Regions from separate parts of the Homo sapiens genome. Here region 2 is linked to region 1. Evidence: chromatin loops called from intact Hi-C (ENCODE). Cell type or tissue: ascending aorta. All regions are shown on one strand. Links, peaks and the distances in the headings refer to the core of each region. The heading gives the core; the rest is flanking DNA. Region 1 has its middle 46 kb from the start of AGTR1. Region 2 has its middle 120 kb from the start of AGTR1.

The links. A loop is a pair of places that touch in the nucleus more often than their neighbours do. Peaks named below come from ENCODE experiments on the same cell type or tissue, not always from the same donor. Only the 100,000 strongest peaks of a DNase experiment are listed, where the experiment ranks them.
Region 2: a loop joins it to region 1, with 3 times the contacts of the local background. A loop is called at or near these places in 2 of 110 quality-filtered maps.

The regions. Positions count from the first base shown.
Region 1 is chr3:148,643,818-148,659,541 of GRCh38, forward strand. No RefSeq gene overlaps it. Among named protein-coding and RNA genes, the nearest start is that of AGTR1, 46 kb to the right of the region's middle. RefSeq lists an enhancer at 1-487. In ascending aorta, for the core only: no CTCF peak of the experiment used is centred there; no DNase peak of the experiment used is centred there.
Region 2 is chr3:148,574,156-148,589,879 of GRCh38, forward strand. No RefSeq gene overlaps it. Among named protein-coding and RNA genes, the nearest start is that of AGTR1, 120 kb to the right of the region's middle. In ascending aorta, for the core only: no CTCF peak of the experiment used is centred there; a DNase peak (open chromatin) is centred at 8,226; H3K27ac peaks cover 793 bases.

The DNA.
Region 1 (15,724 bases), core at 7,699-10,198:
CCCTTCCCACCAGGAAGATCGTCAAAAATGTCTGCAAACCCATATCATTGTTGTAAGCTCACAAGTCTTCAGGTCAGACGAAAATTTTCAGCTCATCTTACCCAAAAGTGAGATTGTTGTTTAAACTCAGTATTCCTGGGCTTCATGAAAGAATGGAATCACAGCAAAAAATATAACACATTTCACTGGCTCTGGACTCTAACAGAAGGTTCAAAACCTTTGGCACCCTATAAAATTCCCTATCAATTATTTGTGGAGACCTCCAAGAGGTGCCTCAGAAATATGAATACTCCTATGGGGTGCCACAGTCTCTAACAAGCCATGATACTATTCTTCTGTTTTTCTCCAAGAACTAAACTTGACAACTGACACCCCATTGTTCAAGTAAGTATCATCCCCAGGTACTCAAGTGTTCACAGGATCCCTCAGCTCTGTGATCAGGGTACTTAGAAATGTGTGCCTGTTCCCACCCCACTCCTGCCCCACTATGGTAGAGACATCTCTAACACAAAGCTGTGCTATTTGTGTCCCAATGATTTACAAAGCTTCCAGGTCAACAGGTCTCTCTTATAGATGCTCAGATCTATATAGGATTCACCTATGGTTCAGGAGTAAGGATGCCTGAAACAAAAGTTAAAGCTGAGAGTCAGTTACTGTGTTCTATTTTAAAATAATTTCTTAATCATTTAATATATTGGTTCAGGTATCTTTTATTTTCAGGGTAAGTGCCTTCCAAGTACAATCCTAAGACCCTATGCCAAAAGGTTTCTGGTGAACTTGCCCCACTAATTTCTAATATATTCCCCAAAATGTCTCAGAATTCAGTTGTGGTGGTTGGAAGGGGACAATGTATATGAATTGAAATTCTGACAATCAATAATCTTCCCCCTCTCTTACTCTTCACCACCTAAGGTATCTACATTTTAAATTTAAATTTCATTCCTTCCTTTATTTACGTCAATTAAATAAGTGATCATTATATTCAAGCAGCTTGACTTTTAAAAGACTTCCTTGATGAACTGATTTATAAAGAGACTAATTGCTCTTTAATAATTACTACAGGACTTGTAGGACTCTTCACTCCCTACTTTATTTCATGTGCAACTATTTTATGATTCATTTTCTAAAATGATCAGCCTCATGTATATGGTCCCCACTGCATCTTTGAATCCCAAGTAGGCAAAAATAGCTATGCATATGATAAAAGAAAGATTTGTACCCTGGAGAAATGTATAAAAATTGTACACTGTAATTGTTTCATGTTTTCTAGAAGAGTACATTCCTATGAAAAAGATAAGTTCATTCGGATATAGTCCCCATTAATTTTCATGTTTTTCAAGCAGATACCATCATTTTCCCTGTTCCGGCATCCCTCCAGGAAGCTGCAAGGACTAGGTTAATAAAATAGCTGTGTCAAATGGTTAGCTACCAGGATATCTCAGGGACTGAAATTCCTTTATAACAAAGTTGGAAATACATTGCAGATACCCTCAGAATTTTGGCAACAGGACAGTCAAATAACAGAGGGTTTGGGGGAATATGGAAAAGGATATCTTCTCAGCCTGGATATGTAGCAAAGCCACACAGGTCTGACAGAGAACATAGAGCCCAATCCATTTGCTATTGAGTCCCTTGACACCCTTCCATTTTGGAGAAGAAGTTGAGGGCCTGGAATAACTGAGCAAAGGCTGCACATACACTTGCATGGCATCCCAAGTGTAGCCTCATGTACACATACATGCTCACACTCATAGCATTTTACCATAATATTACCATTATATGCTTTCACGCATATGAATCTAAATGAGCGTGTTTCACTTGAAAAGACAGAGACATTGGCCTTCTCCCTCTGTTTCTTTTCTTCCTCTACCTTCCCTTCCACATGCTCTTTTGACTCACTCTTCCTCTTCCTTCCCTACTTTTCCCTTCCCTGTCCCTTGCTTTCCCTTCAGGCATGCCTCCCATTTCCCCTTCTTCCACATTCCCTTATCACCGTCTCCCTCTTTAGCTTCTTAGGGGCCTGTAAAGGCAACATCCTGAATATGTGGAAACAGTCTCTGGGCATCTTACATTCATTCTATGGCTAATAAAAATTTATCTTGAAACTTAGGATGGTGTTGGAATAGCAGTATTATCACCTTGAGTCAAAGGTAGAACATGGAGAAGAAATTAGGTGTCCTGGCTCCCCCAGGGCCTCCCAGTCTCCCCCAGACACTAGCTCACCTGCCTCCCTTAAGCTGTGCATCTCAAGCTTTCCCCAACCCAAAGGTAATTGCCTTCCCTGTGGACAGCATGGAGCCTCGGGAAGTGTTGCATTTTACAGTCCAAGTTATACCTGGTTCCGGAGCCAGGCTATGATTTCACACATTTCCATTATTGCTTTATCCCTGAGTCAACACAACATCTTTTTCATCACCTCTTGCTGTTTTAATCAGCATTTCAAGGAAGAGAGAGATGTATAGAGGGCTCCATTTGGAGAAAAGGTAATTTAGCTCAGTGTTGCCTGGGGTCAGGTGAGCCTAAAATGTTCATTTATCACCCGCATAAACTACTGAGATTATTCCACTGAAATATCTATCTGAATGTTTGAAAAATCTGTTAAGAATGAATCCTTGAACATCTGAACTCTGCGCCACTTCTCACATACACAAAAGGAATGCAAGATTTTTTTCTAAAGAATGCCGTTTTTGTTTCAGTTTTTTAGTCATTGTACTGCATGTTCTTTTATAGATCATTCTTATTTCTCTTCTGAGAATAGGAAAATGGGAGACACTTTAAGGGATTTTTTTCAATTAAAATGAGTTGGAGAAACTAAGAAATGTAACACTTCATTAGCAAGCATTTAATTCCCTAGCTTTTTATTTTTAAGGAAATTAAAAAACCGTATGCTCTCTGGTACCATTTGTGTTTTTCAACTGCAGTATACATTATAACATAGAACAGGGAATTTTTTGATAAATATGAGGTATTAACAAAAGACTCCAACCAGAATTACTAACTGTGATTTCTGTCATTTAATGCCAATGAGTGTAAGTTGTTGTTTTTGCTTGAGGAAGCAAAAAGAATGATTAAAAAGCATATATTAGAAACTGCACACACTATGGATGTAATGCTTTAGTGTGCTGGCTTGAAATGGTGGATATCAACTATTCTTCTGTGGTACTTCTAGTAAATAAAAATTTACAATAATGTTTATAATAATGCCCTCTATATTATGAAAGTTTACCCATTCATGAAACATTTTGCTTTAAAATGGCATTTTAAAGATTATAATATGATGCAGTAAATTCTAATGCATTCAAAATGGCAGGAGATAATTTTTTGATTAGTTGAGTGATTTCATACCTATTATATACATACTAGAAAATTTTATACAATTCAATTCCAGTCAAAATACATTTTACTCTATGAAACAACATTTAATCCTTTTATGATGATGCTTCAAAATTCATTTGAAGGTCTGGTAGTATGTCGGTTATTGCTACACACAGCCATTCCCATTGTACAATATATGTGTTTACATTCTACCTACTGGGCATTAACGAAGTATGAACTGTTTGAATTTTGCATTAAGGAAAATTTAACACGAATTCAAATTCAACACAACTGAAAAAGCTGTCTTCGGCCTTTCAGACATCAAACCATTGTTGCAACATAAGGCATGTAAGAAACATCTCCACAAGAAGAACAAAAGCTAAATGTCAAAGACTAATATATTATCCTGGAACTAAATTAATATTGCCACATTCTCTTCTAAAGAGAACAATACAATCCCTATCCTTTTTTTTTTTTTTTTTTTTTTTTTTTTTTTGCTTCCTTTTCTTTCTTCTGGTCCTCAGAAGAGGACCAAAATTCTAGTATATTCTGTCTGCATTTTAATCTTTGAATGTGGCATGTCAACTTTATATATGGTATGATATTCACACATATATGCACATAAAATCACTGTATGTGAACCAGCAAAACTCCTAAACAAAGTAAGCCACTTACACCTGATTTCAAAGCCTTCCTAATCTGGTTCATTGAGACCTCTTTCTTTCCTTTTTTTTTTTTTTTTGTTCTTGAGACGGAGTCTCGCTCTGTCACCCAGGCTGGAGTGCAGTGGTGCGATCTCTGCTCACTGCAAGCCCCGCCTCCCAGGTCCCAGGTTCATGCCATTCTCCTGCCTCAGCCTCCCGAGTAGCTGGGATTACAGGCGCCTGGCACCACGCCCGGCTAATTTTTTGTATTTCAAGTGAGGCTTTCAAAATTACTTTTAATTAAAAAAAAAAAAAAAAAAAAAACAGAGCTCCTTTCCAGGTCTCATTAGTCACAGTTCAACTTTTTGTTTTCTTGTTTTCCTCTTTTCCTTCTTTCTTTTCTTCTTTTCTTTAATTGCCAGGAGAATTTCTACTTTCTATTGACTCAGTCAAAGTCCAGGACCACTGCTAAAGGTTTTAAAATACACATCTAAAAACAGTCACAGGTACCTTATTCAATGTTTCCTGCCTTTATTTCCTTTAAATAAAATAGTTTCCATTTTACAAGTCTAAGCAAATATAATGAGCAATTTGTAAGAAAGGGGTGACAATTTAGAAGCAAAGTATATGCATTTTACATGCTGACTACAAAAAAAGATGGAAATTTAGTCAGAGCTCTTTATCTGCCACTTACTATTCTTAGAATAATGGCTGATAATGATAGAAATCACACTGCCTAACGGCACTATTAACATCTTCCATGTTAGCTCACACTCTATATATGAGGTCTTTTTGTAAATTTGTTAAGTTCTATATGGGTTTTCTATGCAAAAAGAAAGAAAGAAAGAAAAGAAAAAAACAACACGACAATTTGGGGGTTAAATTTATGAGCCACAAACATTCACCAGCTTGCAAATTGCCCTTCATCTTTAGTCTTCTTTTGTTAAAACTAGAAGATCTTGACTTAGTATTCAATTTTTTTACCTAATCTATGAAATTTCTTATGAACCTAGAAAGTCATTAAGCAGTACAATAATCATCAGATGTATTTATCTTTCTAAGCCAATGTGAGGACAAGAAACAGGATGACAGTGATACATATGTCCTTTTAGAGGCGCAATTTCGTAGACTCTGGGTATTAGTCATTCAGCATTGATGTGAATACATGTGCATTTTTATTAAAGATACAAGATATCATGAACAAAATGTCTTAAGTGAAAAGTGGGTTTTTTTTTGGTTGGGGGTAATTTTTGGAAGGACACAATTTATAGAAAGAACACCAATTGAAAAATTGAATCTACAATTAGTTACATAGCTGTTTTCCCTGACGAATATTTGTACCATTTATTTTGGCCAGTTTCTGATTTTTTTATGATGAATCATGGGCCTTTGCAGAAAAAAAAATGCTGAGGTCTCTTGGCCAAGATGATTACAGCTGGAAAGAATGGATTCATTTCTTGAAGATGAAGAAGTTAAAACACAGTTGTCATAACTTGAATTTCAAAAAGGATCTGCTGCCTAAGAGATATGGCATTTTTTGTTTGCTGCAGTTAAATGGTAAACACAAATAATTTGTAGTAGTGGTTCTCAATTTATTGTTTATAAACCATTCTTAATTTAAATCAACAGAATAAGTTCCAACAATGCATTCGTAACTGAGTTCTTGGGAGCTCAGACATATTTTACTGTAGACAAAATGTTATGAAGGTTGTTGAGGCAGCTAAACAAGACCACAAAACTGATTTCATATTGTCCATCACTTTGACATATGTTTATCAAGCACCAATCAGGCACAATCTAATAAACAGGATGTTAATATAATAGATAAGGCCCCTCACCGCAAGAAGCATAGAATTTATAACAAGAATATCCAGGCTTTTCAACAGTCATCTATATGAATGACCAAACAAAAAACAAAAGTTCTGGGAAGATAATTCAAACTGAAGAAAAAGAAAGTCTCTAAACATGTACAATTAAGTATATTGATTATTTGTAATAATCTTCTGTCATTATAAAAATTGATCTAAGCTTGTTTGCATGACACCCACATAGTAGTGAAACAAGTAGAGCTGCAGGCAGATATTTAGGTGCTGTGGGTTTTCCAAGGTTTGTGTTGTCTTAGTTATTGGAGCACGTATATTTCAAAGAAGCTGAAATGTCAGCCTGCCAGGCTGCCCCTGGCCTGCAGAGGAATCAGGGAACAGTGGGAGAAGAAGGGTTTTAGTTAAAGCTACCCATTCCTGACAATATTGGGGTTGCAAGGTAGTTGTGTTTTATGCAATGGATTCATGAATTCCTGAAAGTGTCCCTCATAATTCAAATTGGCATTATTCAAGATTAATTTTCCTAATGGAATAAGTGAAAACTATAGGGAATGCATCTGGCCTGCATAAATCTACATAAATACACAATATTTAGAGTGTATTTTTGCTTAATGTTGCTTTGTTTTCTCAACATTGCCTCTGATATTTTACGGAGTGCTGTCTCCTAAATTGTCACAGCAGTAGTCTGGCCTTCTATGTAGTGTTTTATGACATCTAACTTTGGTTCCAAAGTTATTGACTTTCAGGTGAATTGTCTAGCACTAGTTCTAGCTTCACCACTTAGTGCATGCTCATGATATTGCTAGAGGATATTTTTTAAAATTTCAAAGTATGGTAATTATGAAGCTAAAAGAACAGTAAGATACTGACTAGACCCCTCCCCCTAAGCAGTGCCCATCTATGTGAGACTCTGATTGGCAGCCATTTTTGTTTACCAGCTATAGGAACAGAAATCGTATAGTTTGCAATTCGCTGGGCCTGCAAGCAATGAAATTGTACAAGTCCGGATTCTGTTGTTTTTTGGTTTGGGTTTTAATTTGGAGCATAGGAAAAAAAACTACTGATCTCTATTTCCAGCATAAATACAGACCATGAAAGCAGGGCTTCAGGTGCCTTTTGGTTGTAAGAAAGAGGTGGCAGAAAAGTTTCTACAGGGATGTCACTTGATTTCCAATTTGACATGGCAGTAAGATTTCATTAATTTTTTTAAGTCAGAACATTTTAAATTGTATCATAATTCAAATTCCAGGAGTCCTCACAGAGCAAGTACCCTATTCTAATCCCCATGGTATGGCCTGAGAAATGTGGGTTACACATTTGACTTCCTATGGGGAAAGGGTTGGTCAGAAGAAGAAAAATGTTTGGGCTCTGAAGTCTGATGCGGTTTCAGCAAATGCTCTCACCCAGGCCTCTGCCCAGTGGGCTAAAGCTGAGGCTGACTTACTACTGCAAGTCCAACGTGCCCAGAAACTTGGATCATATAAGGAAGTTAATGGGAACATCAGTCAACTGGATGATAAACATATACATTCAGCACCACCAGGTATAGTCTTTAAGAAGAAAGGTTTAAGAATCTCTTTACATAGGACCAGTTTAGCTTTCTTTGGAGAAAGTGCAATGTTCAAATTAGTATAATAAAAACATTGAATAAAGAGTATTTATAAAAATTATGAAAGTTTTGCAAAGGTGATTTCTAAAAAGAGGTATCCCTAGCAAGTACAGATTTATGACCTAAACTTTTTCTTTGTGTCTTGATTGTGACTGGTGCTCTTTTTTTATCTCTGTTTCTATTTTCAGTAAGTCTTAAATGCTTACCATTATGATACTGCACTCTTTTTCTAAGCTTTATCTTCTATCTACTTGTGAAGTGGACAAACACACATTTCTTGACTTTGTATATGTAATCCCAGTGACATTTGTTAAAATGTTGTTCATAATTCCCTCTACTTAAACTTGATGCTTTTATTAACGTCTCTTGGAATTCTTCAGGGGCCTTACTGCTACGAAAACCTATGCAGAAACTTTGATGTGCCACTGTACCAAGACCCAGAGATTTTTTCTTGTTAAATGTTTTGCAGCATGTGGCTACAGACAGAGCATTCCTTTTGAATTTAGTTTCTAGGATCATTACCTAACATCTCTATTTATAGTGAATTGCATATACAACTTATTTACATATGCGCTTTCTGGTCAGCCAGTTCCCTCAGTTTTATTGCGTCCTTTATGCCTAGCGTGCCCCACCACCATTTTATAATATGCAATTTGTACGTTTTATCACATCAATTCATGTTTCATTTTACAAGCAACTGCTCTATTTATATATTTTAATAATCTTTAATGCTTCTTGTGAGGTTCTACAAGATGCTTTGATAAAGCACAAATTAAAATTTTAGCTGAATTTTTTTATCTCTTCAATATTTTCTATTTTGGCAAAAAAAATACAAAAATGTCTTCTGAAATGTGTTATCTTTGGGGCCTGTGACTCTTTTAACCCCTTTTAATGATGAGAGCATTTTTGGTAAATAACTCTCTTGGATTTTTGTCCAAGACACAGTGCTTTATATAGAATTTGCCACTGGCAAAAAGAATAACCATTGTATTTGGAACATGGCATTTATTATCTAAGTATGTTGGGAATCCCAAGAAAATAAATTCCATAATCATTTGTAACATTTTTGTGTAAAATTTTCTTACAAGATTATTGGTATTCAATTTTTCTTCTGTATTTTAAAATAGTTATAAATTATGTTTTGCCATTTTCCTGGTTTCAATCAAGTATAATTCCATAATGATATTGATTTCTGAGACTTACCATCCTGACATTCTAAACCAGGCCACAAAAACAAAATTACAGATTTTCCCATTTCTAATTTTCATTGTTCTTTTGTCCTCATTTTATTTCATGATTACATTCCTATGTTCTATAATTAAAAGGTAACACTGGGAGATCCTCATTAGACTGTGGACTCCTAGAGGGAAGAGACTCTTGTCTTATTTGTCTTTGTAACTCTGGTATGCTTTTGGAAAATAGTCCTGCTACTAATATATAACATATTTGTCAAATTGGCTTTCGAATGCATTAATATTTTTCTGCAACAGTTTTAGTGCATTTCTAATTTTCTGTCAAATTCATTGCTACCTGCAGGTTCTTCTAATTCTGATCTCCTGTCACATTCTCCATTGTAAAAATCAAATATATTTTGCTATTTTAATTAAACTTTATTATGTGATATATGCTTAAAGTGGAAAAATTAGAAAATACAAAATCAAAATGTCCCTGAAATCCTCACCCAGAGCTAGTCATGATTAATATTTTAGTGAATATAACGCAAGTCTCTTCCTTTTGGGTACAAATACAACAATATATGTTAGCATTATTTTCAAAAATTGGGAGCATATTACGTATTCCATTTTGAAACATCAACAAACACACAACTATAGCATCACTTTTAGTAATGGCATTTTGTTCCACTATAACTATTCATATGATTTATTTTTTTTTAATGTTGTATACTGGCAGCCCATGTCTCAGAGCCCACAAATGCATCTGGTTTTTCCTACACATAATTTTAAAACTTGACAAATTACCTTACAAAAAATGGGCTTGCAGTATCTTTCGATGAATCAAAAACTCTAGCAACATCTCCAGGTAGCAATCACCTGCTAGACCTGCCTGCACAGTTTGCCTCACCTCCTACTTGCCACCATCTCTTTTGTCCCACACGCAGCCTACTTAACTAATTTCGATTACCTTTCATTTGATTCATTACCTTTGGTTAAATAATTCCCTGTTTTGGAGAATTTTTCACTATTACAAAAGCCTTATGATGAATAGCCATTTGTATACATTTATCTTTGCATGTTCTTCTGATTTGTTTTTCTCCTTACAATAAGTTCTTAGGAGTGTCATTGGAGGTTCAAACAGTATTTTAAGTCTTTTGATTCATATCATAAGATTTCTATCCAAATGCGTTAATATTTGTATGCTCCTCCCATCAGAGCCTGTGAGCATTTATTGGCACCTGCTAGCCCTCCTCCCTCTTGTCCTTGTGAGCTGTGCTAATTCAACTTATGTTTTATTGATCTAGAAAAAATGTTTTAAGTGATAATACTCATTGTTGGCAAGTGTGTGGCAGAGACAGAATATACTACGCTTGCATAAGTCAGTACTTCTCTGGCAGATTGCGTGCATTATACGTATTTACATGCCTCACCTCCATTAGATTATATTTTCCAAAACATTGTTAGGGGTAGAATTTTCAGCCCATTCATTTTTTATTAATAATAACACAAAACTATGCCACAAATTTTGTGCCTGCACTTCTGTTTCATTAATCTTTTCATATAACTGAGAAAAGTTAATGAAAAAGGATAAGCTGAGCATATTTTACCATTTTAATCCCTTAACTTAAATCATATTGTGAAGGAAAATGTCACCAAAAACCTCTTCAACTGTTTATCTAAAAATCCAGTTTACACATTTTTGTCCTTTGAGGGAATAATTACTAATTCTGCGGGTTGCGCTGATGTCTACATATCCTAAGCTATTGAAATAGCCTGGCAATAGGAGAGAAGCTAGTGAAGGAAAAGGGTTGTAACCATTAGATTCTGACGTCTTAATATAATTTATGGGAAGCCCATAATTAAGTCCAATTCTGAATTGTCGCTTCTTTTTTTTGTCAAATTTTATTGTAGATTTGGGGGTACATGTGCACATTTGCTACGTGGGTAAATTGCACGTTGCAAAGATTTGGTGTGCAAATTATTTCATCATCCACCTACTGGGCATAGTACCCAGTAATAGATAGTTTTTCAACCCTCAACCTCCTACCACCCTCCCCTGTCAAAGAGGCCCCGGTGTCCACTGTTGCCATGTATACGTAATGTTAAGCTCCCACTTATAAGTGAGAACATGTGGTATTTGGTTTTCTGTTTCTACATTAATTCCCTTGAGTTAATGGTCTCCAGCTGCATCCACGTTGCTGCAAAGAACAAAATGTCATCCTTTTTATGGCTGCATAGTATTCCATTGTGTATACGTACCATATTTTCTTTATCCAGTCTGCTGTTGATGGGCACCTATATTGATTCCATGTCTTTGTTATTATGAATAGGGGTGTGATAAACATGCAAATGCATGTGACTTTCTGGTAGAATAATTTGTTTTCTTTTTAATATTTACCCAGTAATGAGTTTGCTGGGACAAATGGTAGTTCTGTTTTTCCTTTGAGAAATTTCCAAACTGCTTTCCACAGTGGCTGAACTAATTTACACCCTCACTAACAGCGTATAAGGAGTCCCTTTTTTCTGGAACCTCGCCAGCATCTGTTGTTTTTTGAATTTTTAATAATAACAGTTCTGACTGGTGTGAGGTGGTATCTCACGGTGGTTTTGATTGCATTTCTTTCATGATTAGTGATGTTGAGCATTTTTTTTTTTTTTTTTGAGATGGAGTCTCACTCTGTCACAGGCTGGAGTGCAGTGGTACAGTCTCAGCTCACTGCAACCTCCGTCTCCCAGGTTCAAGCAATTCTCCTGCCTCAGCCTCCTGAATAGCTGGGACTACAGGTGTGCACCATCATGCCCAGCTAATTTTTGTATTTTTAGCAGAGATGGGGTTTCACCATATTGGCCAGGATGGTCTCAATCTCTTGACCTCATGATCTTCCCACCTCAGCCTCCCAAAGTGCTGGGATTACAGGTGTGAGCCACCATGCCAGGCCTGAGCCACCAACCCCAGCCGAGCATTCTTTTATGTGGTTGTTGGCCACATATGTGTCTTCTTTTGAGAATTGTCTGCTCATGTTCTTTGCCCGTTTTTTAATGGGCTGTTTGGGGTTTTTGGCTTTTTGATTTGTTTAGATTTCTTATAGATTCTGCATATTAGAACTTGTCAGATGCAGAATTTGCAAATATTTTCTCCCATTCTGTAGGTTGTCTGTTTACTCTGTTGTTAGTTTCCCTTGCTGCACAGTATGCTTTAGTTTTAGGTTTCTAAATAGACAAACAATTTAGGTTTCTAAATAGACAAATAATTAATTTGTCTAGTTTTGTTTTTGTTGGCAATTGCTTCTGAAGACTTCTTGTCATGAAGTATTTGTCAAGGCCTGTGTCCAAAATGGTATTTCCTAGGTTGTTTTCTAGGGCTTTTATAGTTTTAAGTCTTAGATTTAAGTCTTTAACCCACTACTAGCTGATTTTTGTATATGGTGAAAGGAAGGGGCCCAGTTTCAATCTTCTGCATATGCCTAGCCAGTTATCTCAGAACCATTTATTGAATAGCATGTTATTTCCCCACTGCTTATTATGAATTTTCTCAAAGATCAGATGGTTGTAGGTATGTGGCTTTATTTCTGGGTCCTCTAACCTGTTCCATTGGTCTATGTGTCTGTTTTTTGTACCAGTACCATGCTGTTTTAGTTACTGTAGCCTTGTAGTATAGTTTGAGGTGAGGTAGTGTGATTCCTCTGGTGTTGTTCTGTTTGGTTAGATTGCTTTGGCTACTTGGCTCTTTTTTGGTTTGATATGAATTTTAGAATTTTTTTTCTAATTCTGTGAAAAATGACATTGGTAGTTTTTTAGGAATAGTATAGAATTTGCAAATTGCTTTGGGCAGAATGGCCTTATAACAATATTGATTCTTCCTATCCATGAGCATGAAATGCTTTTCCATTTGTTTGTGTCATCTCTACTTTCTTTCAGCAGTGTTTTATAATTCGTGCCATGGAGATCTTTCACCTACCTATTTAGCTCTATTCCCAGATATTTTATTCTTTTTGTGGCTGCTAAATTGTCACTTCCGAGGGACTAGGAGCCCAGAGATATTTTAATGTTTAATTTCACTTCTCATACTCACCTAGACTTATAGATGGTGCTCAATATGCATTTGTTGAATCTAATAAATTAGATTAGAAACCAGTTCTCTTAAAAGTGAAAACTTTTCTTGTATTTTACCCAAATTTCCCCTCAATGACATTTGGGTCTATACCTGCTCATGTGTCCAATCAATTCAGAATCTCATTATTCAAGAAAAGACCTCAGTTTTGTACTGTCAAAAGAAAAGATGTGTTTGAGATAATGTTCTTCAGTTTAAAAAAATTAAAGTTGTTAATAATTAATGTGTTCAAATCATTTTATCAGATATATGTGTATACGATATGATAGCATATAGTATATATATGTATATATATGCATTATCACTTAGGATATGTAGCTGCAGTATATTTTTAGCTTTGGAAGACAGGACTACTTGTAAGAAATTGTGAGAATTAACAAACAAATGGCTCAAAATATCATACACATATGAAAATTCCTAAAGGGAGAAAACTCTCCATTGGCAAAATATGTCTTGGGGAAATTATGGTTTTTTTCTTCCCCTGTAAAATCTTTGAAGCCATGGAAAATTCCAAACAACAGGTGAGAAAACTAAAAAGTAGCCACTTTACTACCATAAGAAGATATTGATGAAAGGTAGTAACGTCAGCATACACTTCAACATTATCAGCAAGGAAACTTTTTTCCCAAGAAATAATAGAAATAGAGATGAAGAAGGGTTATGTTATAAATCATATTTTGAATTGTGAATTTTTTCAGGTGACTAGACTGAAGGGTAGAAGATGCTAAGCCATTTGCCATTTAATCCATTTCATTTAAAGGATCACTAGCTATATTTAATGACATCCAAAAATAAACTCTTCAGATGCTGAAATACTAGACTGGGAAGGCAGGCAGGGGAAGCAGGAAGGTTATTCTGGCTTTATTTCATTTTCTTGAAGGGCAAAGGCGGCTTCTCATTCATAAGAAGAAACTGACCTCAAACTGACAGAAGGTACAAAAAAAAAAAACAACTATACCAGGTCTATGGAACTAGAGTTGACAATTGATACCTATCCACAATAGCAGCAAATTATTTCCTTCTACAGAAATTCAAGACAGAATCCCCACCTCTAATGAAGTTGGAAATTGTAATGGTTATTAATTCGTCTAACTAATGTGAAATTGTATATAGCAAAGTACAAGCAGGGCAAGTACTTGATTTCAAGCAAACGGTTCTTAGTGATTGCATAATACACACTTCAAAGGACCTGAGACTCAACAGGATTTATTTCATTGAACACTTTCAACACCTATTGTAATTCAGCCTTTTTATTCAACAGTAGCTCAAGCACGTTAACATTGTCAAACTGCATAAAAACATTAAGTTCCGAAACTTTCTCCTTGTATTTTTTTATCTTGAATTCACATATGATTATCTTTTTTTTCTTCTTGATTTCAGGTACAAAAATGTCCACATAGATATACCTGTCAAAAATCTACCGTTAGTAATTAGGTAGCTACTACACAGTTGGATGGTTTAGCTAGAATCAGTATATGATATTTTTAAAACAATTTTTTAATGAGATATGGCTGTCTCTCTTACAACACTCTGAATATATCCTATTGCATTTTCTCCTTTCTAGAGCCCCTGTATTCTATCTACTGAAATCTCTGGCTTACTCATGTGGAATGCATTCAGCCTTATTGAGGTGGTAGCTGAATGTCAGAATCAGTAATTATCAGTGGGACACAAGATGGAGACATGACCTGCCAAAGAACATCATATTGTATCACTTATAGTACTTTGTCAAGTTGCAAATATAGAGGATCCTCACTGGAGGTTTGGCATTGATCCCCGTGGCAAGGGTGGATGGGAGCGAACAGCACATCTTGCAGGTTGAAAATTAATTCCACTGCGAATATGTGTCAATCCTTAGAAGTGTTGGTATCAAAAAAATGTTGAGAACTACTCTTCTAAATCCCACCCAACCACCCAGAGATATGCTTACAGCTTTGTTTCTCTTCAAGCACCTGGCATATAAGTGCTTAGAAACTACTGTTAAATAAACAAGTAAGTCAATGCATAAATAATTGAAAGTTTTCACATAATCTGAAAGTTTAAACATTTGCTTTACAGTCTAAAATTCCTGAAGTCATCATTGTGGAACAGATGATTTCACAATAAACACTGATCCTAAACAAAATAACATGAGATCTCTATCAGTGAAATAGTAAAATGAACATTAACTATTCGAAGGCTTAACTAAATGAGGACTCAATTTATTCAGACATCCTAACCTTGTTCCCCCAATAGCCATATCTCCCCTCTCCAAGAGGCCGCATTTGTGTACCTTCTCAAGCCATCATTTCTTTGATGGACCCATACTTGCTCTGGAAAAATCAGGAGCTTCAGGAAGGGTGGAAAGGATAACGATCTTTCTACTATCCATGCTCCCTCTATCAGCCAAGAGTTCCATTCACTTCCTCAGCCCTAATTTCAGACTTTAGTTAAACTGATTAGTGAGAAGTCAGCATGAGTAAAGGAATAAGTAGTTCCCCATGGCTGAGACAGCTAGCTGATCCTTAAACTTGGTGCTCCTCCCTTCCATAATATAAGTGGTTATTGAAAAGTTACTGTCAGTTAGGGTCTACGTTTCCTGACTTTTCTTGCATTTAAGAATGGTCGATGTGACTAGTTCTTGCCGGTGGACTATCAACAGAAGTGAGATGTGTTGCTCCTGTGCTAATAGAGTTTAAACAGAAGAGCCTTCTCCTCACCCCCGCTCTCCTCTTTTGCCAGCTGAATACCAGGGAGACAAAGTCTTAGAGAATAACGGAACCACAAAGTGGAAGAAATCTGGATCCTTGAGTCACTACATGGTGTAGAAGACTGGCACTCACCAGTCAGGAACACTACCACTGGTCTTTTACATGAATAAGAAATAAATTTGTGTTCTGTTAAGTCACTGAAATTTGAGGATGTATTTATGATAGTAGCAACAATTACACTAATGAGTACATTTCTCCACCTATTTACTTGATGCTCCAGTAATAACAACCTACGTGCAATTTCCCGGCTCCACCAGGCAGTTTCATGCCTTCATGTGTTTGCACATGCTGATCCTT
Region 2 (15,724 bases), core at 7,129-9,628, 70 kb before region 1:
CCTCAAGATCCATTACCATCCAAGGAATTCTGGGACAGCCTGTAACCAGTTATTTCTCCCACCTCCTCCATTGTAATTGGGGGACTTTGCTGTTTTCACATGCTTTTCTTGTTATACCTGAAAGTCCCACACCCTTATTAGGGAGGGACATATTAGCCAAAGATGGAGCTATTATCTACATGAATATGGGGAACAAGTTACCCATTTGTTGTCCCCTACTTGAGGAGGGAATCAACCCTGAAGTCTGGGCATTGGAAGGACACTTTGGAAGGGCAAAAAATGCCTGCCTAGTCCAAATCAGGCTAAAAGACTCCACCACTTTTCCTTATCAAAGGCAATATCCCTTAAGGCCTGAAGCTCATGAAGGATTACTGGATATTGTTAAACATTTAAAAGCTCAAGGTTTAGTAAGGAAATGCAGCAGTCCCTGCCACACCCCAATTCTAGGATACAAAAACCAAATGGTCAGTGGAAACTAGTGCAAGATCTTAGACTCATCAAGCAGGCAGTAATTCCTTTATATCCAATTGTACCCAACCCCTATACCCTGCTGTCTCAAATACCAGAGGAAGCAGAATGGTTCACTGTTCTGGACCTCAAGGATGCCTTCTTTTGTATTCCCCTGCATTCTGACTCCCAGTTTCTCTTTGCCTTTGAGGATCCCACATGTCCCAACTTACACGGACGGTCTTGCCCCAAGGGTTTAGGGATAGCCTTCATCTGTTTGGTCAGGTACTGGCCCAAGATCTAGGCCACTTCTCCAGTCCAGGCACTCTGGTCCTTCAGTATGTGGATGATTTACTTTTGGCTATCAGTTCAAAAGCCTCATGCCAGCAGGCTACTCTAGATCTCTTGAACTTACTAGCTAATCAAGGGTACAAGGTGTCTAGGTCAAAGACCCAGCTTTGCCTAGAGCAGGTCAAATATCTAGGCCTAATCTTAGCCAGAGATGCCCTCAGCAAGGAATGAATACAGCCTATATGGGCTTATCCTCACCCTAAAACATTAAAACAGTTTCAGGGGTTCCTTGGAATCACTGGCTTTTGCCGACTATGGATCCCTGGATACAGCAAGATAGTGAGGTCCCTCTATATTCTAATCAAGGACACCCAGAGGGCAAATACTCATCTAGTAGAATGGGAAACCAGGAACAGAAATAGCCTTCAAAACCTTAAAGCATGTCCTAGTAGAAGCTCCAGCTTTAAGCCTTCCCACAGGACAAAACTTCTCTTTATACATCACAGAGAGAGCAGGGATAGTTCTTGGAGTCCTTAGTCAGACTTGCAGGACAACCCAACAACCAGTGTCACACCTAAGTAAGGAAATTGATGTAGTAGCAAAAGGCTGGCCTCACTGTTTACAGGTAGTTGCGGTGGTGGCCGTCTTAGTGTCAGAGGTTATCAAAATAATACAAGGAAAGGATCTCACTGTCTGGACTACTCATGATGTAAATGGCATACTAGGTGCCAAAGGAAGTTTATGGCTATCAGACAACTGCCTGCTTAGATACCAGGCACTACTCCCTGAGGGACTGGTGCTTAAAATACGCACGTGTGTGGCCCTTAACATTGCCACTTTTCTCCCAGAGGATGGGAACCAATCGAGTATAACTGCCAACAAATCATAGTCCAGACTTATGTCACCCAAGATGATCTCTTAGAAGTCCCCTTAGCTAATCCTGGCCTTAACCTATATACTGATGGAAGTTCATTTGTGGAGAATGGGATATGAAGGGCAGGTTATGTGATGTAACCATAGTTAGTGATGTAACCATACTTGAAAGTAAGCCTCTTCCCCCAGGGACCAGCACCCAGTTAGCAGAACTAGTGGCATTTACCTGAGCCTTAGAACTAGGAAAGGGAAGAAGAATAAATGCATATACAGAGAGCAAGTAGGCTTATCTAATCTTATACGCTCATGCTGCAATATGGAAAAAAGGAGAGTTTCTAACCTCTGGGGGAGCCCCCATTAAATATCACAAGGAAATCATGGAATTATTGCATACAGTGCAAAAACCCAAGGAGGTGGCAGTCTTACACTGCTGAAGCCATCAAAAAGGGGAAGGAGAGGGGAGAACAGCAGCATAAGCAGCTGGCAGAGGCAGGGAAAGACCAGCAGAAAGGAGAGAGAGAGGAAGAGACAGACAAAGAGGAAGTCAGAAAGACAGAGATAAAGGAGTCAAAGAGAAAGAAAAAGAGATGGAATTAGTAAAGAAAAAACAGCATACTCTATTCCTTTAAAAGCCAGGGTAAGTTTAAAACCTATAATTGATAATTGAAGGTCTTCTCCATGACCCTATAACACTCCAATACCACCTTGTTGTCAGCGCAAACAAGGGCACAGCCCAAAAGCACTGAGGCCACTGACAGCCCGCAGCCTTCCCATCAAAAATCCTTAACCCAGCAGGTTTCCTAACAGTGGATCTAAATCTTAATTAATTACCATACCAAGGTCCTACCAGATCTAGGAGGAACTCACTTCAGGACAGGACGGATAGATGGTTCCTCTCAGGTGATTAAGGGAAAAAGACACAATGGGTATTCAGTAAGTGATAAGGAAACTCTTGTAGAAGCAGAGTTAGGAAAATTGCCTAATAATTGTTCTGCTCAAATGTGTGAGCTGTTTGCACTTAGCCAAACCTTAAAAGTACTTACAGAATCAGGAAGGAGCCATCTATACCAATTCTAGTTAATATGGACTGAACAAGGTCTTATTAATAGCAAAGAATAATTGAAATCCCAAATTTACAAGGTTTTCAACAAAAGTGCAGTTTGCCAAAAGTTCAGTGTAGCATGTATTATCCTACTACCACACACCCTCAAAGAATTTCTCAGACAGTTTGCAAGAAATAACGAAATCTATCCTTACTCTACAATCCCAAATAGACTCTTTGGCAGCAGTGACTCTCCAAAACCACCGAGGCCTAGACCTCCTCACTGCTGAGAAAGGAGGACTCTGCACCTTCTTAGGGGAAAAGTATTGCTTTTACACTAACCAGTCAGGGATAGTAAGAGATGCTGCCCAGCATTTACGGGAAAAGGCTTCTGAAATCAGACAATGCCTTTCAAACTCTTATACCAACCTCTGGAGTTGGGCAACATGGCTTCTCCCCTTTCTAGGTCCTGTGACAGCCATCTTGCTATTACTCATCTTCGGGCCCTGTATTTTTAACCTCCTTGTCAAATTTGTTTCCTCTAGTATCAAGGCCATCAAGCTACAGATGGTCTTACAAATGGAACCCCAAATGAGCTCAACTAACAACTTCTACCGAGGACCACTGGACCGACGGGCTGGCCCTTTAACTGGCCTAAAGAATTCCCCTCTGGAGGACACTACAACTGCAGGGCCCCTTCTTCACCCCTATCCAGCAGGAAGTAGCTAGAGCAGTCATCCCCCAATTCCTATCAGCAGTTGGGCTGTCCTGTTTAGAGGGGGGATTGACAGGTGAAGCCAGCTGGACTTCCTGGGTCAAGTGGGGACTTGGAGAACTTTTCTGTCTAGCTAAAGGTTTGTAAATGCACCAATCAGCACTCTGTAAAAATGCACCAATCAGCACTCTGTGTCTAGCTAAAGGTTTGTAAACGTGCCAATCAGCACTCTGTAAAAATGCACCAATCAGCACTCTGTGTCTAGCTAAAGGTTTGTAAACGCACCAATCAGCACTCTGTAAAAATGCACCAATCAGCACTTTGTGTCTAGCTAAAGGTTTGTAAATGCATGAATCAACACTCTGTAAAAATGGACCAATCAGCACCCTGTAAAATGGATCTATCAGCAGGACGTGGGTGGGGCCAAATAAGGGAATAAAAGTTGGCCACCCAAGCCAGCAGCAGCAACCTGCTGGGGTCCCCTTCCACACTGTGGAAGATTTGCTCTTTTGCTCTTCACAATAAATCTTGCTGCTGCTCACTCTTTGGGTCCACACTACCTTTAAAAGCTCTAACACTCACTGTGAAGGTCTACGGCTTCACACCTGAAGTCAGCGAGACCACAAATCCACCAGGAGGAGCAAACAACTCCAGATACACCACCTTTAAGAGCTGTAACACTCACTGCAAAGGTCTGTGGCTTCACTCCTGAAGTCAAGAGAGACCACGAACCCACCGGAAGGAGGAAACTCCAGACACATCTGAACATCTGAAGGAACAAACTCTGGACACACCATCTTTAAGAACTGTAACACTCACCGTGAGGGTCTGTGGCTTCATTCTTGAAGTCAGTGAGACCAAGAGCCCACTGGAAGGAATCAATTCCAGACAGACACAGTGTAGCCTCTGGGAAACTACCACATGCTCATGACAGAATAAGAGTGAAAATGGCCAATAATATTTCAGTATAATTTTGAGAAAAGTTTTGATCCTGTGGACCAACTGAAAATGTCTCAAGGACTCCTCAGAGTGCCCAGCCACACTTTGAAAACTACCAACCTAAGAGTTATTTTAGAAAATCATTGATACACTCAAAGTCATAGAAAACAACACATAAAATCATTTCAAGAAGAACAAATAGTTGCCATAAATGTAAACAGCACTAGGTATGTAAGCTCCAAAACTAAGCTTATCCTATTTGCAGACAACATGATTTTTCACATAGGAAATCTCAAGGAATCTACTAAGAAAAACTTCCTAGAACTATAAAGTTAATTGGTCAAGGTTGTAGAGTACAAGAGCAACACAAACTATGAATCTGATCTCTATATGCCAACAACAAACACATGGAAATCAAAATTAAAAACACAGTGTCATTTATATTAACTTCAAAGAAAATTAAATACTTAGGTAGAAACCAACAAAACATATACAGTATCTGCATGCTGAATACAAAATGCTGTTGAAAAAAAATCAAAGACCTACATAGAGAGACATTGTGTACATGGATTGGAAGACACAACATAGAAAAGGTGTTCATTCTCCTGAAATTGAGCTATAGGTTTAATGTAATTCCTATCAAACTCCTAGCAAAGGTTTTCATAAACATAGTTAATCTTATTCTAGAATATATATGAAAGGGTAAAGGGCTTACATTAGCTAAAACCATTTAAAAAAACAATAAATTACAAGGAATCACTCTACTCAACATTGAGGCTGACTATAGAGCCATAGGACTCAAGCCTGATATTTGCTGAGGAATAGATTAGTGGAACAGAATAGAAAAGCTAGAAATAGTTCACACAAATATGCCCAAGTGGTTTTTGACAAAACTAAAAACCAATTCAATGAAGGCATTGTTATCTTTTCAGCAATTGGTGCTGGAGAAATTAGATATGCATAAGCAAAACAAAACAAAAATAAATAAAACAAATAAACAAAAAACCACAAAGTACCTTGACCTAAACCTCACACCTTATATAAAAAAAAAAAAAAAATAGATCATGACCTTAAATGTAAATTTGAAACTCTAAAGCTTTTAGAAGAAAACAAAGGACAAAATCTTCAGATATGAAGAGTAGGCAAAATTCTTAGACTTGACACCAAAAACAGGATCATAAGAGGAAAAATTAATAAACTATAGTTCATCAAACTAAAGACAGTGCTCTGTGAAAGACTATGTTAAGAAGACACATAAAAGAAGCTAGAAGAAAACCTAGGCATTACCATTCAGGACATAGGCATGGGCAAGGACTTCATGTCTAAAACACCAAAAGCAATGGCAACAAAAGCCAAAATTGACAAATGGGATCTAATTAAACTAAAGAGCTTCTGCACAGCAAAAGAAACTACCATCAGAGTGAACAGGCAACCTACAAAATGGGAGAAAATTTTCACAACCTACTCAGCTGACAAAGGGCTAATATCCAGAATCTACAATGAACTCAAACAAATTTACAAGAAAAAAACAAACAACCCCATCAAAAAGTGGGCGAAGGACATGAACAGATACTTCTCAAAAGAAGACATTTATGCAGCCAAAAAACACATGAAAAAATGCTCACCATCATTGGCCATCAGAGAAATGCAAATCAAAACCACAGTGAGATACCATCTCACACCAGTTAGAATGGCAATCATTAAAAAGTCAGGAAACAACAGGTGCTGGAGAGGATGTGGAGAAATAGGAACACTTTTACACTGTTGGTGGGACTGTAAACTAGTTCAACCCTTGTGGAAGTCAGTGTGGCGATTCCTCAGGGATCTAGAACTAGAAATACCATTTGACCCAGCCATCTCATTACTGGGTATATACCCAAAGGACTATAAATCATGCTGCCATAAAGACACATGCACACGTATGTTTATTGCGGCACTATTCACAATAGCAAAGACTTGGAACCAACCCAAATGTCCAATAATGATAGACTGGATTAAGAAAATGTGGCACATATACACCATGGAATACTATGCAGCCATAAAAAATGATGAGTTCATGTCCTTTGTAGGGACATGGATGAAACTGGAAATCATCATTCTCAGTAAACTACTGCAAGAACAAAAAACCAAACACCGCATATTCCCACTCATAGGTGGGAACTGAACAATGAGAACGCATGGACACAGGAAGGGGAACATCACACTCTGGGGACTGTGGTGGGGTGGGGGGAGGGGGGAGGGATAGCATTAGGAGATATACCTAATGCTAAATGACGAGTTAATGGGTGCAGCACACCAAGATGGCACATGTATACATATGTAACTAATCTGCACATTGTGCACATGTACCCTAAAACTTAAAGTATAATAATAATAAAATTAAATTAAATTAAAAAAAGAAGCTATAAACTGAGAGCTAACCTATCTGACAAAGGACTTGTAACCAGAATACATAAAGAACTTTCAAAACTCAATATTTTTTTAAAAATCAACAATTCAATTATAAAATAGGCAAAAGACACTTCACGAAAGAGGATATACAGATAGAAAATAAGTGCAAAAAAGATGTTCAACATCAGTAGCCATTAAGGTAGTGCAAATTTAAGCCACAATGAGATATCACTATACAACTTCAGAATGGCTAAAATAAAAAAAATATAACAATACCAAATATAAGTGAGGATGCAGAGAAACTAGATAACTTATACATTGCTTGTAGAAATGTAAAATGGTAGAGCCATTCCAAAAAATGGTTTGGAAGATTTTCCAAAACTACACATGAATTTACTGTATAACCTAGCGATTGTGTTATCAAATATTTATGCCACAAAAATGGAAATTAATGTTCATACAAAAAACTATATGTAAATGTTCATAGCAGCTCTATTTGTAATAGCCCAAAACTGGAAACAACCCAGATATCCTTCAATGAGTTAATGGCCAAACAGATTATGGTACATTCATAACATGTATTGCTACTCGACAATGAAAAGGAACAAACTGTTTTTTTCTATTTTTAAAAGATAAGATCTCACTCTCTTGTCCATGCTGGAATGAAGTGGCATGATCGTAGCCCACTGCTGCAGTCTCAACCTCCTAGGCTCAAGGGATCCTCCCACCTCAGCCTCCAGAGTTGCTGGAACTACAGCATGTAACACCATGCCTGGCTAATTTTTATTATTATTATTTTTAGTAGAGATGTGGTCTCCCTATGATGCTCAAGCTGGTCTCAAAAAAAAAAAAAATACTATTGATACACCAACAACTTGGATTTATCTCAAGAGAATTACACTGAATGGAAAAGCCAATTTCACAAAATTACATTCTGTATGATTCTATTTATATTGTTCTTGGAATAACATAATTATGGAAACTTAGACTGGATTTGTGGTTGCCAAATGTTAGGGGTGGAGAAAATGGGGATGGGTGTACTTATAAAGTGGCATGAGACAGCCTTGTGGTGATGGAACATCTCTGTATTTTGATTGTCATAGTGTTTGCACAAATCTACACAAGTGATAAAATTGCATAGAACCACACACACACACAAATGGGTGCATGTCAAACTGATGAAACCTGAATAAGCTCTGTGGGTTATAAGCCATGTTAATTTACTGGTTTTGGTATTATACTATAGTTGTGCAATATGTTATTATAATTGAAGGAAATTGAGTGAAAAATACATGGGACCTCCCTGTACATTTTTGCCTCTTCCTGTGAATCTATAATTGTTGTGAAATAGCCTAAAAAAAAAAAAAACTGAGCCCAATATATGACCTCAAAATAGAGACCAAGTAAAACACATCTGAAAGGAAAAAAGTGCTCAGAGTTTGTGAATAGCTAAATAAATGGGTCATGTTATGATTGCACAGACCTCTACAGTTAAAGTCCAGTGTGCCAAGCCAAGAATAAAACACCATCACCAGCCAAGGATAAAACATCATCAACAACCACCAGCACAGAGGGACTGAGTAAACTCCTAACCAGAACATGAGCATATAACTCATTATTTTGATTCAATTCCTTTGGCAGCTATCATCCTAGCCTACCGGAGGAACTCTTCTCTAACTTCAAAAGGTTTGTACTAATTTTAAACTGATCCAATCACACAATTATGCATTCATAATTTCCAGGTCAAACTCTGATATCACCACTTAACATAATCAAAATAGCAAATGTTCTTAAATCGAAAGGTCTGATGTCTTAAAGTTTATCATTCATTCAAATGTGTTGTTACTATGATAGCTAAAGTCATGAAAAAAACTGTTATATAAAAAATTTAAATGTTGAAGACCAACTTCAATTTCAATAAAAACAAATATTACTTAAGAAACTATTGCTAGGCCAACTAGCTTATGTTAATAAAAGACTGTATTCTCAAACTGGTAACCTACTGGTTTTAGTAGAATTTCCAGAGATGTAGAATGTGTTCTTACTCCTCAGAAGTAACTGGTTGGGACATGCATTTGAAAAAAAAAATGCATTAAAATCTGTTTTGTTTAAGAGAGATAATATCTAGGAATTAAGCTATTCATTATTTCCTTTTCTTTCTACAAAAGGAGTGTAGAAATGCCAAAATGTCAGGAACTGATCAACAAAATGATATGTTAACCTCAGGAGGACAAAATTAAATTCATGACTTGACTTCTAATTCTTTATTTGACTGGTGTTATGAAAATTGCCAGTCTTTTCTGCAATTGCAATAAAACTCTGTGTTGGCAAGAACTGCTAACTATAATCCACATCAGTTTTCAAAAAGTTTCTTTGAAGTGTTTTAATTCAATGCCATTTAAAGTTTGTATGTTGGTGTTTACACATCAGGTGGCATTTCCATTTCTGCATCTATATATAAGTTATGAGACTGAGAGAGGAGCCACCATAACTAATATATATTAATATATTAACATTAATATAAATTATCAACATCAATATGCTAATATAAATTAATATATCAGAAAAAGTCACTTGTTACAAAATGCCATAGTCTGAGTGCCTTGCCAGGAACCACTATGGTAGAGGGTGTATTTATAATCAGCACACCTTCCATCAGCTTTAACAAGAGTGTTTGAACTTTTTGGCCCTTTAGGCTCTGACTTTGAACACAACACATGTCAACCAAGTTATTCCAAAGTTCCAAGTATGTAAATGCTATAATATAGTGAGAAAGCACATTTCTCCCAAAATCAGTGCAGTTCAACCAAAAACTCATGTGAATATAGCTAACAAAATGCTAGATTACAGAGTAAAGACAAAGGAAAAAAAAGATCTGGCCCTTATCTTGAAAAGTTTACAGGTTTTTGAATTGACAGTCAAAATAAGGGACTACTCAGGAAGCTGAGGCAAGAGAATTGCTTGATGCCAGGAGTTAGAGACCACCAGTCTGAGCTAAAGAGTTGGTCTCCATCTCTAAAAATACATTTTTACAAATTAGCTGGGAGTGGTGGTGAATGCCTGTAGTCCCAGCTATTTGGGAAGATGAAGTAGGAGAATCACTTGAGCTTATGAGTTCAAGGCCGCAATGAGCTATGATTGTGCCACTGTAGTCCAGCCTGGTCAATAGAGAGAGACCCCATCCTCCAAAACAGGAACTGCTAAGCCATGGAATTGCTGCATTGTTAAAGACCTTGGTTTGAATTTCATCTCAAACTCATTTTCATGGCCATCCCTAAAGAACAAATTTCCAAATAGTCAAACACACAAATATCAGAAAGAGAAATTATTAATTTTATTTTACAAAAATTAAGTTAATTTGCATTCAGGGTAATGTGCACAATATTTATAAAATTAAATTTAGATTATCTCAGAAACTTCATGCATTTTTTTGTCACATGCCAACAAAGTTCATCTGTAACTGCCAGACGACAAAAAGCTTTACATGGTGAATTGCTGTGTGCCCAATGCTGCTTATTTTCACTTTCATCGTAAATGAAATGTGATTAGACAAAGTCTCCCCACAGTACTTGAAGGTGAGAGTGAATGCACAATGAGCAAAATAAATGTAGCAGAACATGGGCTTTGAATTCCTAATGGTTGCTTGGCAATAAAATATGTGTATGCAATAGTAATGAAACTGTATTTTTCTTCAGAGCAATGAGATTCCTATCCATGGGGCAAAAAGATATGCATTAAAGTGTCAAGAAACCCATCCTAGGAGCCTTGATAAGGCCCCTTTTCCCATTCCATCAGTCAACCAGGCAGGCTAGGAAACACTGTTCCTGGTCCCCACACCTGACAATGACATCCCATAGCAGGGGCTGGGGTGCAGTGCTGGCTCTCCCAGCAGCAGCACAGTGAGGCTTTCTTTTGGTGTTAAAGCAGAATTCATCATGAAGTATTTGAGTTACCATCCAACAGTCTGGAGATATTTGATTTTGTAATGTCATCAGATTTTTATCCATAAAATATGACTCATTATTTTATAATTGAATTCATCAGGAAATTGTACAATTCTATCGAAATGCATTATTTTCCCCCTTTCTTGGCTAAAGTTTCTTTTTCTTACACAGAAATTAAGAAGGAAGGTAGGAAGGAAACGTGAGTGTTTAACAGTGATGAATGCAAGCATAACTTTGTTCTGAGCTTTTATCAGAAGGCCCAATGGGCCCAACTCCCAGCGTTGACATTGTGAATTTGAGTCATCAGATGATAGTGGGACTTCACACAACCATTTAATTAAATATGGAGAATTTAATACCACTTTGATACTTTCAGGGGTTCCAAATACATCCACAGAAGGAAATGAACCAATAAAGCTGTCCAGATAAAGTTCATTTTTGCTGACAGTATCCAAGCTCTAAAGAACAGACTGTTTTTCTAAATATTCTAGAATGAATATAAATTAGGAAAAGGAAAAAAGTTTTACGAAGAATGTTTGTTTTCATAAAATTTCAGAGTGACCACCACTTCACAGTAGTTTTCAAATAATTGATTTGTTACATAAGGATTTAAAAAATGATAAGTTACACAATATGCCAGTTTGCCTAGCAAATATAGCCCTGTATGTATCCTCTGTAAAAAAAAAAAAAAAAAAAAAAAAAATCACCTCTGCACTTATTCCAAATTGCTTCTTTTAAGAGAACTTCTGATCTCACAGATAAAGCTAGACTAAAAAAAAGTTTTCTTAGAAACAACTAAGGATTCTCTCATCATATGTCTTTGATAAACTAATGAATGTCATTGGTAAAGCTTAAATTTACTTTGCATTAAACTATAGTAGATGGCTATTGAATCAAGAACTAAATATTGTATTGAACTGAATATTTAAAAACATGTTATACTTATCTCAAGATGTAGACATCTTCTAAAAGAGATAAGAACCCGTTTGAAACAATAATAAACAGATAATACAGGCCAGGTGTGGTGGCTCACACCTGTAATCCCAACACTTTGAGAGGTCATGGCGGGAAGAATCCCTTGAGGCGAGGAGTTCAAAACCACCCCAGGCAACAGTGAGATTCCATCTCTACAGAAACAATAACAACACAAACAAAACACAAACAAAACAAACATAATAGAAAAATGTGTCAAGCAGTAAGAAATATGAGAAATGGAGAGGGCTAAATAAACATTAAAATGTAGAAAATAATTTATTTGACCAAGTGTTTGGACCAACATTACAACTGCAGTAGATACAATTAATGCCCTTCCCAGAATCTTTACCTGCCAGATTAATCGTTCCCCAGCTGCTGTGAGTTTTGGCTAGAACAAGAGGAAGACACCTCTCCCAGAGATGTCTGTGTTTGTGGTTATGGAAGCTCCTACCCACTCAGGGGTGCCTGTAGGGAGTAGAGAGGCGGCCCTTAGCCAATAATTGACCAACACAGAAGTACAAAATATAATTTGTCTCAGTGGAACAACTCCTAGGAGCCATTCAAACTCTCTAGAGCTCCACATGGGATCAGGATGAGTCTAGACTTCTGTTAAAAGCATATCCTTTCCTAGGTTTTCCACCTACCTTATTTGGCTTCTGTCATTTCCTAACAGTTTCCTTCTGAGAACATTCCCTCAAAAAAAAAAAATCATTTGCAAGGAATCCTCAATTCAGGCTCTGCAGTAGGGAAACTGACCTAACAATAATCAACCTACTCGATATTTTAGCATAAATATCATGAATTAAAAAATGACTCAGGTAATTTCTAATTTTTTTATAATTTCACTTTTGCTGCAATGAAATGTTGTCTTATGTACTTCTGAGAATCACTGATATCAAATTAGTCAGATAGTATTTGTTGATTGTATTTCTGTTTTTTCAGGGGAAGAAAAACTCTTTTATTTGGAATGAAAATATGTCTTAGAGCCCAACAAAGTTACTACATTATTTTGAACTAATATCTTAAAATTTCCCTTCCTGCTTGATGCTTACACTTTTTATGTTATACAAAATATATGAAGGGGAAATATAAATATGGCTGTATATGGCACAGTTATAAAATGTGTTTCAACAGTCTTAGTGTACTGAACTACCTGTCTTTGAATCATAATTTTGAAAACACAAGTCTTTCATGATTAGTCTTTTATAATTAGTTGATCTACATTAGAACTGTTTCCAATTATTTCTACATTTCAGGATAACTGAACAACTTCTTAAGAAAATGACATAAATTAATATCAATCGTGCAAAATTAATTTCCTTTAATATTCACACAAGAAGATGCATGCAGGTGGATAGGACAGCTAGAAATGCTGGAGGACTGGTTTGTTTATTTTGATTTTGCTTTCTTTTCCATAATGAGCATGTAATCCAATGAGATTGTCTACACAATACAATCAAAATCAATTAAGAACCACGTATTGATTTGTTTTGCCATATTTAACTACATTAAAAGCTTATCACTGTTACCATTTAATGCTTACCAAGTTGTTTTATTGCATATTAAATGCAAAATCTATATTAATATAATTTTGAGACTTCATATTTGGAATTGAGGGGGAAAATAAAGAAAATAAAAGGTTAGATTTCCTCACCAAAGGTCAATTTTGTCTGTCGGTTGAAAGATTCATATAAAATAATTTAAATGATAAAAGTGGCAATTTTTTTGAAAGCAAAAACATATAAGTTCAGTTTAACATTTGTGTGTGTGTGTATACACACATACAGGTGCCCTTATTTACATACATATGCGCTGTGTGCTTGTGTGGGCATAATATATTTCCTGTATCAATCCAGTTTCAGTTGTAAAGGTGCTTACTTGAATAATTTTAAAGCAATTTATTTCTGTTGAATAGATGGAAATGTTAAGATACCATTTCATTTTTCATTGAAAACAGTTATTCAAAAAGATACAATGAAGCAGTAAGAACCCATAGCTCCAGATAGAAACTTAGAAACAGATAACATTTAATAAATTTGGGCCAGGCACGGTGGCTCAGGCCTGTAATCCCAGCACTTTGTGAGGCTGAGGCCGGTGGATCAAGAGGTCAGGAGTTCGAGGTCAGTCTGGCCAACATAGCGAAACCCCATCTCTACTAAAAATAAAAAAATTAGTGGCGTATGGTGGTGTGCACCTATAATCCCAGCTACTCCGGAGACTGAGGCAGGAGAATCGCGTGAACCTGGGAGACAGAGGTTGCAGTGAGCCAAGATAGCACTATTGCACTCCAGCCCGGGCAACAGTGCAAGACCCCATCTCAAAATAATAATAATAATAATTAATACATTTGAAGTGTTTGAAATAAACATATTTAAAAGTTTGACAGTTATGCTGAAAATTCACCAGAGCATGGAGTAGGATGATTAAGGCATGATGAGCTGTAAGATATCAAGAAGCAGACATCTTGACCTCAAGTTCCCTCTATTCTATTTAGGAAGTCAATAAATGTATATGTGTGAAACAATGAGATAATTCAAATAAGATTTCTTCACTTAATGGGTATATATCAGTTACCTATCACCACAATAATGCTGCATAACAAGCAGCAAGAAACCTCAGTGACATAAAACAAGAACTTATTGCTCATACATCAGAGGCAATAATTAGATGGCTCTGCTGATCTTAAATAGCTCACTTATTCATCTGAGGGCTGGCTGGTTTCCAGCTGATCTAGGTTGGCCTTGTCTATGCCCAATCATGTGTCTGAAGTCTAGCTAGCTTACTTACTTATCTATGGGTTGGCTCTATTCCATATGTTTCATCCTCCGTAAGACTAGCTTAGTGTTTTCTTATAGCAATGGCCAAAGAATGAAAATTAGGATGTTCCGTTCAACCACCTGCTATATGAATTCTTCTAACACTCTATTGGCCAAAGGAAGTAACATTGCTGAGCCCAGAGTTCAAGTGAAGGGACACCAAAAAGCTATAAAAAAAAGAACATGGACTCCGAGATGAGGAAAGAATTGAGGCCAATAACTCAGTCCACCACAGTGGGTATTTATTGAATGATTATACTATTGTCAGAACTTGTTGGGGTTAAACTCTTTTAATAATCTTTACTGATATACCAACTTAATGGCAACAGATAGAATGTGTTGCTATATATAGTTATGTGTATATATATATAATATATAAAATGTTGTATATATAATATATAAAATATATATATATATAAAGTTGTAGATTTATACCATTAAATTCCATTCTTTTTCTTTTTGCAGAAATATCATTTGTAAAGGTCAGATTTCTCACTGTTTATAAGATTAGACTTGTTTTAAAGTTTATTTTTATGCTATAAAACTATCACTTTGCTAAATGAAAGGGTAAAAAACAAAATTTTAAGTAACTATAAACTACTTAGGAAGGAAAAATATTTGTCAGTTTCGTAGAACCTACTTACAAAAAAGCAGTTGAATTATTTGTATCTCCTTATTAAATAGTTGCCTGAAAGACTGCAAGTTTTAATCCATTTTTTGTTACTATTGAGATTACTACATGCACTTAAAAATAATAAAACTACATTTTTAAGGTTTTTTTCCAAAACTAAATTTTTCATTTATTAAGATTTTGTCTTTTACTTCTTTGTAATAGAATTAGTGACTTTTTTCAAAATGAACAAAATAAATCATATTTTAAAAATTTAAATAAAATGAGTTATCAATATGAAGCTAAATTTCAAACCAAGATAAATATTTACAACATTGTAATGGTAATTATTCTAGATCTAAGATATTTGAAGCTAATCCAGGACATCAAGTAAAAAGGTCACTTAGGAGGCTACCTGAAGTTACAGAATATGTCAGAAAGATTCCCTGGGCCCAACTGATCCAGGAGAAGCGTTACCTGACCATTGAACTATCAATTGCAGCCCACAAAAGGACATGGATGCTATTTATTATACATCATTTTCTTAAAATATCTTTAACAACAACAATAAGTTATGCATTATTAGAAAATCTTATAAAACAATTTGGTGTATTTACATCTCTAATGCTAAATTTATATATACACACAGAGAGAGAGAGAGAGGAAAAAAATACCAGAACA